Regions from separate parts of the Mus musculus genome. Here region 1 is linked to region 2. The links are chromatin contacts, found by Hi-C or POLR2A ChIA-PET in ENCODE. All regions are on one chromosome and are shown on one strand. Each heading gives the region's core, a stretch centred on a gene start or an enhancer-like site at or near the end of the contact. The rest is flanking DNA. Distances are from core to core; before and after follow the strand shown.

Region 1 (6,578 bases), core at 595-3,094, 42 kb after region 2:
AGCACTAAGCTAACACCCAAGTCTCTGTCTCTCGTGACATCATCAGGCTGCCTCGGAAGAGGGCCCTCCTTGAAGGAATTTGATTCCTGCTGCCTTCTCAGAGGGGGAAAGAGGGCAGAGTTGCAACAGTCAGGGAGGAACTGCTCACTCGAGGTGGAGTCCTTGGGGTAGGTTTCACTGTAAACACATAGCTGAAATGTGTCGCACGTGGACCAGCTTGTTTTCTGCATCTACAGCCTCTGCCAAAGAACACCGACTTCGGTTAAGAGCGCCGACTGCTCTTCCGAAGGTCCCGAGTTCAAATCCCAGCAACCACATGGTGGCTCACAACCATCCGTAAGGAAATCTGATGCCTCTTCTGGAGTGTCTGAAGATAGCTACAGTGTACTTACATATAATAAATAAATAAATCTTAAAAAAAAAAAAAAGAACACCGACTTCAGGTAGGCAAAATGAGACACCAAGCCAAACTTCCAATAGATGTCAAAGAACCACAGACGATCCCTCCTTGGCCCAACTTTGGATTGACCTTTCCTAGGCAGAGGAATCCTAATTTTTTTGTGTGTCTAGAACTGGAGGTCTTGATAGAAACATTTTACTTGCTGGGGTTTCTTGGTCTTTTGAAATTTTTCTTTCAAGGGCTCTTTCTTATTCCATGGCCAACCCTCCATCACCTTCCTCCCAGGGCATCTATGAGAAAACCAAGCCCATGGCACGTGGGCTAGGCTGGCACAACTGCTGCATTTAGGTGGGCATGTGGATGTGAATGCAGCAGAGTGGGATGAGAAAACACTCCAGCCAACACACTGGGAACTCAACCACCAGAACTGCCAAAGATGGCGGAGGCAGAGATGGTGGCAGTGGCGGCCGGTGGCAGCAGCTCCCCACTTTCTGCAAGTTCAGGGTAAAGGCCATGCCACTGTGCCCAGAGCTTAGGGGACAATGAAAGCAGCCCAGCTTAGCTCATTCACTTGATAAACTTCCACAGATAATACTCTGGTCCCAGGACAGAGGAAGGAGCAAGAAACAGCCATCTCTTGCCTTGGAGCTCTGGGCTGACGAATGTGAATTCCCAAAGATGCCTGTAGGTCTGAGCTGCAGCTGAAGTGCTGTGGTCTGGGCTCAGGTTTGCTTGCCTCAACCACTCAGAGGACTCTGGCCAGTGGCTGTTTTTCTTTTTCTTAATTTTTAAATTATATATAATTTAAATTCATATATAAATATGAGTATGCTGTAGCTGTCTTCAGACACACCAGAAGAGAGCATCAGATTCCATTACAGATGGATGTGAACCACCATGTGGTTGCTGGGAATTGAACTCAGGACCTCTGGAAGAGCAGTCAGTGCTCTTAACCGCTGAGCCATCTCTCCAGCACCCAGTAGCTGTTTTCATACGACACAAATCCCCAGGGTTTCCTGCCTCCCTACTATGACCTTTTCAAGAGTGACTTTTTAAGACAGACCAGCTAAGCCTATCTTCAGTGATGTCACTGGGGATTTTAAACTTCCAAGAAAGGAGATAAAGGAGATTATGTGACTGGGAAAGCAGAATGCTCAGTGTGTCCCTCTCATTGCACTGTGGACAGAGGAAGCAGCCACAGAACAGTTAAACACCCTAAAAGTAACAGATTGCTTTCCAGTTATGAAATCTGGCCCTTCTCATCACTAAACTATATTGTTTCTGTTTCAGATTCTGAAATAGGGGGTGGCCGGATCTAGAGTTCAAAGTGTTTAAAAGCAAGCGTGTGTATTTGTGTGTGTGGCAGGGTGGGCAGTGGGGAACAGCTTGAAAGATAGCTTGGTGTTGAAGAGTGCTTGCTGTTCTTCCAGAGGACCTGGGTTCAAGTCCCATGTGGCTCACAACTCTTGCGGGAAATATTTTTTTAAAAGTCGAGCTGGCATGTTCCCACTCTTGTGCCTCTGCTCCAGCGGCCTGGCTAGCCATGCGCTGACTGGCCATGGCTGACCTATTTTTATCTCATGGACACTCTGACTCAGAACTCCACAATCTCTCCACCCAGCTCGCTGGATTCCCAATGGTGGGTCGTTACCACACCAACCCAGTGCTTACACAAGTCCTCCAAGGCCTTTGTGGGGCACCTCAGGCAAACCCATGCTTTGCTACCGTACCTTTCTCTCTTTAATCTAGACAAGCTGCCGTGTGAAGGAAAACACAACACAAACTTGGTTCAGAAACAATGGTAACTCATTCTCTGGGCACAACTAAAACCTAATCTTGTAAGGCTTATTAAAATCTGATTCCTCCAGTGGTGAATCCTTGCGGACCCGCCATGATACTGGGAAACTCTAGCAGCTACATCTTACCCTTATGCTGTCTGTCTCCATTCCAAAAAGACCTGACTCTTTCCTGCTTCCTCTTTTCCTCTGTCCAACCCAGAAGTCCCACCTACTCGCCCAGTGATTGGCTCCTTTATTCATTAGGGAACTGGCTCACAAGACACCACCTGAGCACGTGACTCATTCCTCATTCCAGAGAACCTCTCCTGGGAGAGCAGAATTAACATAAAATACAAGCAGCACGGAGCCATCCACAACATACAACTATCTTTAACTCTAGTTCCATGGGATCCACAACCCCTTCTTCTGGCCTTCATGGGTACTGAGCACTTATGGTACACAGACATACATGCAAGTAAAACACCCAAACACACAAAATAGAAATAAATAAACCTTCAGAGTGCCGGAGGGAGCTGGGCATTCTTTAAGCAGCTTGAAAGACGGCATGCAAGAATCAGAGCTTACCAGAACAGTGAGCTTAGGGAGAGCATTTGAATACAAGTCTGTGTGCATTTTCCCAACAGTGCTTTGAGAAATAACCGTAGTTCTTCCCTTCTTTGAAAGGATATTATGTTTAACTTTTCCTTGTCCTGTCTGCGGATCCTCTGGCTTCTCATTTTTTCTACGTTGCTCATCAATACCCAGTTCAAATAAACCCTTCTACCAGCTTTCTGTCACTGGTCCCTGAGAAAGTCACCCTTTCCTCCTCCAGCTCCCACTGCATGTCTGCAATGTCCACTTCCCAGTTTTTATAAGCTTTGCCATGCATGTTTCATTAGAAATTGCTTCAAAGATGAAACATTAGTATGTTCTGTGACACAATAGAAAAAAATTAGGCATCAATAAATGAACTTAGGTAACTACATAGGTTTGTGTATCAAATAATACATATGCTATGAATCAAGGAGAAATTTTAAGAGAAATTAGAAAATGTTCTAGGTTGGGGATCTGTCTCAGTGGTAGAATGCTCACCTTGCATGGCCAAGGGTTGGTGTGTGTATGTGTGCGCGAGTGCATGTGTGGGTATGTATGTGTGTATGTGCATGTTGGTGTGCGTGATAGTCTAATTGAATGTTAATGAGAAGTCATTAGTACCTTCAAAAAACTAAAATATTTAAAACATAAAAAGATGTAAAATCAATAATTCAAGTGTCTACTGTAAAATGTAGAAAAGTTAAAGGAATTAAACCCGAAGAAGGGAAGAAAGTAATAAATATAAAGTTAGCAATGAGAATACCAGAAAAATACCAGAAATAAAAGGATTTTTCTTTTTTAAAGTTGGTCTCTTGGTGTAGCCTTGGCTATGTTGGAACTCGCTCTGTAGACCAGGTCTCCATCTGTCTCCAGAGGACTAGGATCAAACGGGGGCATCACTACCAACCCACCGAGATTTTTTTTTAAGTGAAAAATAGTTTTTTGAAAAACTTTAATTAAAATGATAAACCCATGAATATCTGATCAATGAAAAGAGAAAGTACATCGATGAGGAAGGCAGATCATGACTGAGTCTATAGATACCATGATAGTCAGTATCTCCAGGTATGAGCTATTATGTTCCGACAGCAATAACAAGTGAAACAAACCAATTCTGTAAAACCACAGCTCAGAAAAAGAGTCGGTGCAGCTGTGGAGCTGGCTCCATGGGATTCAGAACTTGCTGGGTACGTATGCGGCTATGAGTTCAAACCCTGGCACCCACGTAAGAAGTGGGCATTATGACTGAGGGCACAATGGTGTGTGTCTATATCCCCAATCCTGGGGACACTGACACAAAATGTTCTTTGCTGCTTGGTGCCAAGTAGTATAGGCAACTGGAGCTATTCAGGGTCAGTGAGAGACCCTGCTTCTCTAATGGTTAATAGAGAGCAACAGAAGAAGACACCTAATGGCAAGTCTAGCCTCCACACATGACACACGTGTGCATGAGGTATGTCTTTCACACACATTCACATGTATGTACATAACATCCATACCCTAAAGAGGGCAGATTAACATAGGAAGAAACAGAAATTTTGAAATCATCGGTATTTTATAAAGAAATAGAATCGTCAAAAGCATCCCATAAAGAAAATTCCAATTCAAAGTGCTTCCCTTGTGAGTGCCATTAAAACAAAAAGAGAAAATTACAAACCTTACATAGACAATTTCAAAAGGAGAGAGAGGAAAATTTACTAAGTCATTTCATAAAGTTGCCAAAACTTTGATATTAAGACCTGACAAAGAAATGAAAATGTCAGATGGCTATAGCTGTGACACAGAATCCTTCAGACAGGGGATTCAGCCACAGTCACGACAGTACATCTGGCTAGGGCTTACTTAGACCACTGACGAGTGGATAAAACATTGGAAACATTAATCAGTGTAATTCAAACAGTTACAGAATAAAGGAGAGAATGCCACACAATCACCTCAGTGGAAACAAAAATAGCCTAGGACAAAATCTGCCACCAACCTAGGCTACAACAGACCCTTTCTCGGACAGACAGACAGACAGACACACACACACATACACACTCCCCCCAAATGAATGTAGGTACAAGAGGTTATTGAAAAGTAGAAAGACGGGTCTACAAAAAACACAAGGATACACAGATTGCAAGATTCATTATTGTCAATTTTAATTAAAATAACCTAACGATTTAGCATAGTATAATTTGTAATCTCACTAGGTTTTTGTAGAGATTGACAGGCTAAACCTAGTATTTATTTATTTGTTGCAACTGGGTCTTATTATATGGCCCAAGCTGGCACTGAATTCTTGATCCTCCCACTGAGTCCTCTGAGGGGCTGGCACTACAGGTATCTCTTATGTCTGGCTTTAGTTTGCAACTTAAAGGGAAATGCAATGGGCTCACAATTGCCAACAGCATAGGACTCAGCACCTGATATCAGTACTTACCACTGCCCGGCCTGGCAAATTTTTCTTAAATAATCACAGAAGAGGGCGAAATTAGTACAATTAAAATCTGACTACTAAGCCAAGCCATTAAGAGGGGTACAGTGTTACAGAGTAGAAAGGGCTCACTGGATGCATGTGACAGAAGACTCATAACTGTAATGTCTGAGGACCTCATGGCAATCAGCTTCAGAACTGCAACAAATAAGGATTTAAATGGGCAGCAGATTTGAACAGGTAGTTCAGATAAATGAATGGAAAATAAAGATATGACTATATGCCTGGTATCTATGACCATCAAGAGAATGTGCATTAAAATCACACGGAATACCATTCCAAACCCACACTTAATTGCTAAATTGAAAGCCTTATATCTGGGTCACCCATACCTCTCCACATTTCTGGTTGTACACATGGTATTGCCACCTTGGGGAAACTTTTGATCATTTTTATAAACTTAAACAAGGCCTACTCAATGAGCCACTAAGTCTACTCATGGGTATTTACCCAAGGAAAATGAACGTATATATCTAAAAGGAACGGGGTGACAAATTTCATGGAAACTTTATTTAAAACAGCAATCAGACTTAAATAACTTAGATGCCAATCAACAAGATGGATCAACAACCATGGAGTAGCCATACAGTAAGACACTGCTTGCAATCTCATCACAAGCACATACATTCACGTTGGATTTTATTTCATGGCCATCTGTCTGTCTTCAGATATCCTCATTCCTTGTTTACAGGTTTCACCAAGGGTCTGTCCCTTGCCCTGTCTTGGCCTTCGGGAACAAAAAGGTTCAGGAAACAAAGGGAAGTGACAAGCAGAGAAAAAGACTATTAGCTATTTAGTTATTACTATTTTATAACTTGAGATGATTTTTCCTAAAGCCCCCCCGCCCCCGGCCGTGTGTGTGTGTGTGTGTGTGTGTGTGTGTGTGTGTGTGTGTGAGTATGTGTGTGTGTGTGAGTGTGTGTGTGTGAGTGTGTGTGTGTGTGTGTGTGTGTGTGTGTGTGTGTGTGTGTGTGTGAAATTTGCAGTCAAGTACAGGGGAAAACCAAGGAATTTTCTTAACCAGAGTAGTATAACCTCTCATTCTCCTGGTGGCATATATTCAAACAGCTGCCAGTTTTAAAAATAAAAACACATTTTTTCTTTTTCTGTCAATAATAGCAACAGTCTCTGTGTCAAAGATACATGCTTTCCCTTCTGTAACTCCTCTGAGCTTTAAAGAGTTGTTGTTAAGTGTTCAGTGAATTAGTATATATAAAATTATTTAGAACTGTATTAGACACAAAATACAGGTACTCAAAAAATATGAACTACTATGAGCACTTACTCTGGTTCTGGTCTAATGACCTTACAAGAGGTAGCAGTGTGG
Region 2 (6,939 bases), core at 4,293-6,792:
AGCAATGCAAACAAAAGTTCCCATCATCGACAAGAACTTTAGAGCTTTATCGAAGTGTTGCAAAAATGTCCCCAAAAGCACTTATAGCAATTTATGTCAAGAAGCCAAAGTTGAGGGGTAAGGGGAATATGTTCAAATTCTTTAAGGTAAAAATTCACTTATTTTATGCTTGTTATACATAAATTTCCCCCTTAGACCTAAGTTCATAATTTGTAGACATTGCTCATTCTCTGATACATTAATACATATACTAAATATAAATAAATTAATCGAGAATGCTTAAAAATCCAAGTTAACATGATGCTGTGCCAAAAACAAAACAAAACAAAACCCAAGAAAACATAAGAACCAAACCTTGCACAATCTACATTCTATGTAAATACCCTGACTAAAATGTCGGTTGTGCTACGCAATTCCACGTCAGTGCAGATTTGATGTACCGCTGTTGTTTTTAAGGTCTTTAGCACTTTTGTTTCTAAATATCACCTTGCTTTGAAATGATGAGTAATTGCTATCAAATCACAAATCATCACAAATCCATTTTAGTTTAGTCTGAATAAAAACCAGATAAATGTATTACTTTGTTCTGGGTATAATGGCTCAGTGTCTTTCTTGCGAGTTTTCTTCTTCTGGGCAAACCACAGATGAGGTTGTCACTCTGGACTTAAACTGCACAGAAAGAGACAGTGAAGTCTGTCTTTGTTTTTGTTTTCTTTTTAAGTCTCCAGATCTGGTTAGGACACTTCTTTCAGACATGTAGTTGTGGCACCTGATCGATCATATTTGAAATAGAAGTGCTTTAAACATCAGCCAAGTTTGGTGATCTGGAGGTCCCCATTGATCTTTATGGTGTCAATTGCAGATAATGTTTGAATACGGTGATAAAAATCAAAAAGTTGGTGTCCATCCACAAACACTCTGAAACGTGGGTGCTCGCAAAGAATCTCCACCTAGAAGAAACAAAAATAATAACAATGCATAATTTTGGATGAATCCTGCTGGAGTAAGGGGGAAACCAACAACATAACCACACTTCATTGTGGAGAAGATAAGCAAGGCCCACCGTAGATCTCAAACATCACAAATTGCTGAATGCTAGCTAGGGTGCAGACTGCTGGGTTCCCATTCCCCCAGCTCTCAATTCAGGAAGTCCAGAGCTCGATCTAAAAATCTGCACCCTCCCCAGTGCTAAGGCTGGAGCAGGGAACCCACTGAGAGAATCACCACTCCATACCAGTGAAAGATTTGGAACAGACAATTCCTCCCATATTCCAGGTAGAGGTGTGAAGGAGCACCAATCTCTTCACATGACACTTGATGCCAAACAAGCCATCCTACCTGCAGGGGGGCCTCTCCTGATGCATGGCTGGTAGCCCTTAGCAGCATCTAATAATAGTCTAGACAATCATGGTAAATAAACACTAAGGGAGATTACACAGTAATAAGCATTGGACCAAGAATGTGTAATTAACAAGGCTTTGTTAAAACAAACAAACACTGACTCCACATGGTAAACCTTTTCCCTCTCTTTCTCCATAATTCACCACAGAGGTTTGTTGGGATTTTGTTTGTTTGCTTGTTTGTTGAGACAGGGCTTCTTCATATAGCTCTGACTGTCCTGGAACTCACTCTGTAGACCAGGCTGGCCTCAATTTCACAGAGATCTGTCCGCCTCTGCCTCCCAAGTGCTGGGACCAAGGGTATGAGCCACCACCTCCTGGCCACCACAGAGCTTATGAATTGGCTGTGCTATGATGCTTGTAGAAAAGCATTGACAGTTATCATTAAGGGATGCCATATGTGGTATCAGTCACATTTAATTCATATTACTGCTTAAATTATACCATCAAAAAGTTCTATTTCACTCCATTTGTGTAAACTTTATTTAGAGACAAGGTTTCTCTGTGTAGCCCTGGTAGTCGTCAAACTTACTCTGTAGACCAGACAGGCCTTGAACTCACAGAGATCCACCTGCCCCTGCCTCCTAAGTGCTGGAATTGAAGGCGTGAGCCACCACCCAGCTTATTTCACTACATTTTTTTGTTGCTGGGAAGCAATGTAACCCTTCTAGTCAGTAGCTCACAATCATGAACCAGGCATAAGGATTTACCGTCTGAGATAGCTCTGTTGAGGAAATACTCGACTGGTAAGTAAGAGGACCCAAGTATAATTCTCTATTTTCCCACAAGAATGGCAGGTTCTGAATGCACCTGTAATACCAGCAGTAGAGTGGTGGGGATCTGGGCTCACTCGCCAGCCCAGTTTAGCCTAATCAGTGCGATCCAGGCTAGTGAGGGAGGCAGATGGTGGTGTTCCTAAGGATGGCACCTGAATTGCCTTCCAGTTTGCAAGCTCACACACACACACACACACACACACACACACACACGGCTTACCATGTAAGAACGTGGCATAGCAAGAGGAGCCCGCAAGGGGTTACCATTCTAAAGGAGGAGCTAAGGTAATGGGGAAACGTCCTAGATTCCGGTCGTAAGGGGAACAATCTCATTTCCTTTACTGATGTAAAAAAGTTATGGATTTTTGTTTTGTTCTAGACTCTAAGGAAAGAGAAACAGTCACGGTTCTTGAGAAGACCCACGTGAAGTGCAAGGTATCAAGAGCAGTTCTGTTTACTCTGGTCTATACGTAGCACAGAGCTTTTAACCGAGGTGCCGTTACTGACGTATGGTACGATTCATGCAGACAGCAGCCTCATCTCCAGGCCTGACCCGTACACAAGTCTGTTCTTATATTACTGACTTGCACCTCTTATTTGTCCTGCAGAGGAAGGTAGTGAGTGCTACTGCTGCCTGATGGGGTGGCAAACTGGGTTGTTTCCTGCCTGTTAGAGACTGGGAGCCAAGGAGCTCTACCCAAGCCCTAGGGAAGAAACCTGTCAGCCACACAGCTTATGACCATGAAACAGACACGCTTAATTAACCCACACGGGAAAATAGTTATACAAATATGGACTCATTAGCAAAGTGAACAAGAGAAAATGAAATGATAACCACTAAATTGTTTTAAACCCATAACTAATAAGGTTTTGAGGTATTTAGGCCAAGAAACATGAAAATTCTGGATACTTACTAATATCTAGTGATCAATCAGATACTTGGGGGTAGGTTATTTATGTGCCTCACACTATATTGGGAATTACACAGAAAATTATTACTACATTAATACCCCAGCTTGACCTGATGGCATAGGCCTGTAATCTAAAATACTCTGTAAACTGAGCCAGGAGGATTACAAATTCAAGGCCAGCCGGGGAATTTAGAGAGTTCCTGTTTCAAAACAGAAATCAAAACGAGGATTGGGAGTGTAGCTAAGTTGTAGAAACCTTAACTAATGTGCACAAGGTTCAGTCCCTAGCACCACCCCAGAAGTTAACAATAATTAATACCTCCGCACTGGCTAAGTAGAATTACAGTTAAGTACTTAGCAATTAGGTATGCATATATGCATCCATTAACTAAACATATGGTCTGAAGAGAATCAAGAGCTACTAAGGCAAGCATTAACATCTATCAGCAAACAGACTTCTTTTGTTGTTTTTTATTCTTTTCTCTCGGCCTCGAGACAAGTTCCGGGCAACAAATTTCTTGGACATGAAGAAATTCTTAAAGAGCTCTTGGCACACAGTAGATACAGAGTAAGTAGGGGCCCTGCCAACACTGCATCAGGCACTCAAGGTACCTACCCTGAACGGCTGGTCTGGGATGAATGGAAAGTAAGGGATTGCCGACTGCTCCTCGCCTCTTTCTCCTGAGATACAAGAGTTTCTGAGCAGCTGCCGGTCTGTGAACACAGCTTTGAGTTCAATTGCCACATCGGCAGGAGGATCTTCAGAGTCTCCACAGGTCAAGCTGATGGCAAAGCTAAAAAGAAAACAGTGTCACTTAGCCAGGAGTCAGATGTAACATTTTAACTTGACCCAGTTCCTCCTCCAGTGGGTTCATCGGCTTTTAATGGGCTGCTACTGTTTACACAGTTTAAACACAGACACTAAGGATTACACTCAAACCAATAGATTTTGTTACCTAAAGTAGGCTCTGGTGAAAACTCCAGTGGAACTGAAAATAATTACAACTGAAGACTTCAAATGCCTCAGGCCACCCTTGCATTAATCCATCTCAGAGTTCTCAAAAACAGCCACAGAACTTGACAAGGGAAACATCTTGTAAGTTTGGTTCTTATTTATTCTAACAGGTTTGGTTACGACTACCGTGTTTCAAAACCATAAAAAAAGAAGTCTTTTGGCCTTCTCAAGGGTCAAAGATTAACTGTAGGCCTATTTTTATCATCACTGATATAAATAGCTATCTGCAGAGATGATGGCTAGGATTGATACACATTCTTTTCATGGGAACATGGTACTTTCTTGGCACTCCTAACTAGTGACACTGTGCAAGTAGGGTAAGGGGAGGAGGCAGCCGCGGGACTCAGCAATGGCAGGGCTCTGCCCTTACCTTTCGGGGTTGAGATCTACGATGCCCATCACTAATACCTTCTTGCCTGGTCTCATGCCACCTTTAATGTGCCCACAAAATGGAACTATCTGCAAAGGAAGAGGGGAGAGACAGGATGTTTATGGGCTGTTAGAGACGAGCCAAACCCTCAGCCCTGAGAATCAGACCCATTAGAAAGCAAGGAAATGCACCAGAGGGGAAAAGGATAAAGGCAGAGACACGGAGCACATTGATTTACCAGTCGTGGGAAGTACACGTCGGCTTGAACTGGAGAACCCAAGGAGTTGTTTAAGTGCCCATCATCAAGTTTCTAAAAATAGAAGCACACAGATTGGCTTTCCACAGACCCTTGTTTATTAGGGAGTGAATGGAAGGATGAGGAATCAACACAAATCTGTAGTGATCCAGCAGCCCTCCACAGACACACATACATATGATGCCTCTTTATAGCCCATTAAATAACCGCGAAACAAAACCCGGCCTTTCCATCCGGTCTAAGCCTCTGATGATCCCCAGGCTCTTGAGACCGGATCAAATTCAAGGTCGCGGCCCACCCGGGAAGCAAAGCCCGTGTAGGTGGGCGGCAGGCCCCTCTCCAAGCACAAACGCTCCCGGAGTCTCTGCCCCCTGGCCTGTCCTCGGGGACGTGGCTGGAGTGCAGCGGCAGCGCTCGGCTTCTCTCCGGAGCCCCCGGCGCGGGACCGTTTCCAAAGGGGTAAATCCCGGACGCCGGGACCGCGGCCCCACACTAACCCACGTGCACGCACACGCGCCCAGCGCGCACCTGGCCGGCGCCCTCCTGCCCCGCGCCCGGGGCCCCCCGAGCTCGCACCCCGCGGCGGCTGACAGGTACCGCGCTTCCCGCGGCACCGCGGGTCCGTAGTCCTTGCCCCGGCCCTCTGAGCTACCCGCCTCGCGGGAGGCCGCTGCACTCACCACCACGGCGTCGCTGTCGGCCACCGACCCCGCCATGTTCCTGCAGCGAGCGCCGGGGACGCGGCGGCGGGCGCGGGTCCGAGCCGGGCGCGCGCACACACGGGCGCGCGTGCACGCCCCAGGCTGGCGCGGCCGCAGGCCCGGGAGGGGGAAGGGAGGCGGGCGGCGCGGAGATCGCGGCGGCGAGGGGATGACGGTGGCGAGGGCCGCAGTGCGTTGGCCTGGGGTGGCATTTAAAGGCGGCAGGGCTCGGCTCGGGAACCGAGAACCGGGAACAGGGCGGGGACGGGGCCCGGGAGCCGCGGCTTGCTAAGCGTGCCCTGCCCTACGGCCATTGGACCACGGCTGAAGGCCGGAGGGCGGTGGCCTGTCGGCGGGAAGGTGGGTGGGGCTGGGGAAAGGGGTGAAGGGAGGGCCCAGGTGGGCCAGGTGACAGGTGCTGGGGACACTCCTGGTCGGTACCCTACTCACTCACCTCCTTCCGCATCCTGGGGGACTGTGGGGGTGGATCAGGAGTGAGGTCGAGAGAAGGTGGAGGACTCCAAAGAGGAAGACCTGGTATGGCTTCTTTCAGAGAATTCCAACCTAGTGGGAGGAAAGATAGTTGCACTGTTTGGAGGAGAAGGAGAATGGAGGTCCAAGGCTTGTACATATTTGACCCTAAATAAAGAAGCAGCCAGGACTCTAGGGGGACAGTTTGCTGAGCGCCGACCAACCCTCTGTTCCCAGGGAAGCGCAGGCTAGTGTCGGGGTCCCGGAAGCATTCTTCAGCAGGTGCCCGGCCAAGCCGCAACTTGAAGTGGACACAGTTTCTGTCCTTAGCTATTTTACGTCACTTGCTTAGTTTGGGGTAATGGAGTCTCCAGTCCTTCTTTGTGTAATACTTCCTAGGGAATACACTCCTCTTTCACGCTAAGGCTCAGACTCCTGTAATGGTATCCTGACACTAGCATAATTATGTAACTTCTCAGATAAGGCTGTATCAACATACTCTCTATTAGGTGACATACTCGGCTTGCCCAATGCACTGTGTGAATCACCACACTAATAAGCAAGGAGCTTGAGCAAGTGAGCTGCTACAGTCCCAGAGGGGCCCTTTGGGGGACCTGGCGTCTCTGCAGCTTTTGTGTCCCTTTATGGACCAGTGCTAATCATGGTAATCTCTGTGGGACAGGGAACATGCCTGTAATCCACAGTCGGAGCCTTTGTGGAAGTGGTTCTCAGAATTAGAGACTGAAGAGTTGTCATTGTGGCTCCCATTTTGCTCCTGTTTACTCATCTGAGCTTGAGAATCACACCTATTAATTATTCTAACATACTAGGCAATTACAAGAAACTTGATATTTTAAAGTCATACTTTGATTCTCTGAATTTCTAAGAGTCAGCATAGGGAAAAAATCATTGAATTATTTGCTATTAGCTAAGCGTGGTACAATATATCATGGTTATTATAAAGGGCTGGTGTCTTGGGTCCAAATTTAGTTTCTTATTACTGATAGTAGCGTGCCTTAATTTCTTCATCAGACATGAT

What was found. A loop is a pair of places that touch in the nucleus more often than their neighbours do. ChIA-PET counts read pairs that join two places held with the same protein, here RNA polymerase II (POLR2A).
Region 1: a loop to region 2 is called in a map of heart, with 2.0 times the contacts of the local background. The contact joins the enhancer-like site here to the promoter of Lgalsl in region 2. A Hi-C loop is called at or near these places in 2 of 37 maps with a recorded cell type or tissue (both heart). POLR2A ChIA-PET finds 5 or more read pairs at or near these places in 1 of 5 experiments (embryonic stem cell).

The regions. Positions count from the first base shown.
Region 1 is chr11:20,871,152-20,877,729 of GRCm38, forward strand. No RefSeq gene overlaps it. Among named protein-coding and RNA genes, the nearest start is that of Gm39608, 24 kb to the right of the region's middle. Within about 2 kb of position 1,845, at least 1 of the 3 ENCODE cell types and tissues checked has a DNase peak (open chromatin) inside an H3K27ac peak, as active enhancers do; it is heart, where a contact is called at or near this core.
Region 2 is chr11:20,825,566-20,832,504 of GRCm38, forward strand. It overlaps Lgalsl (lectin, galactoside binding-like), which reads right to left and starts at 5,543. Exons shown (of 5, transcript NM_173752.4): 1 at 5,409-5,543; 2 at 4,711-4,782; 3 at 4,473-4,561; 4 at 3,704-3,881; 5 at 1-950. The coding sequence starts at 5,444. The coding sequence ends at 807.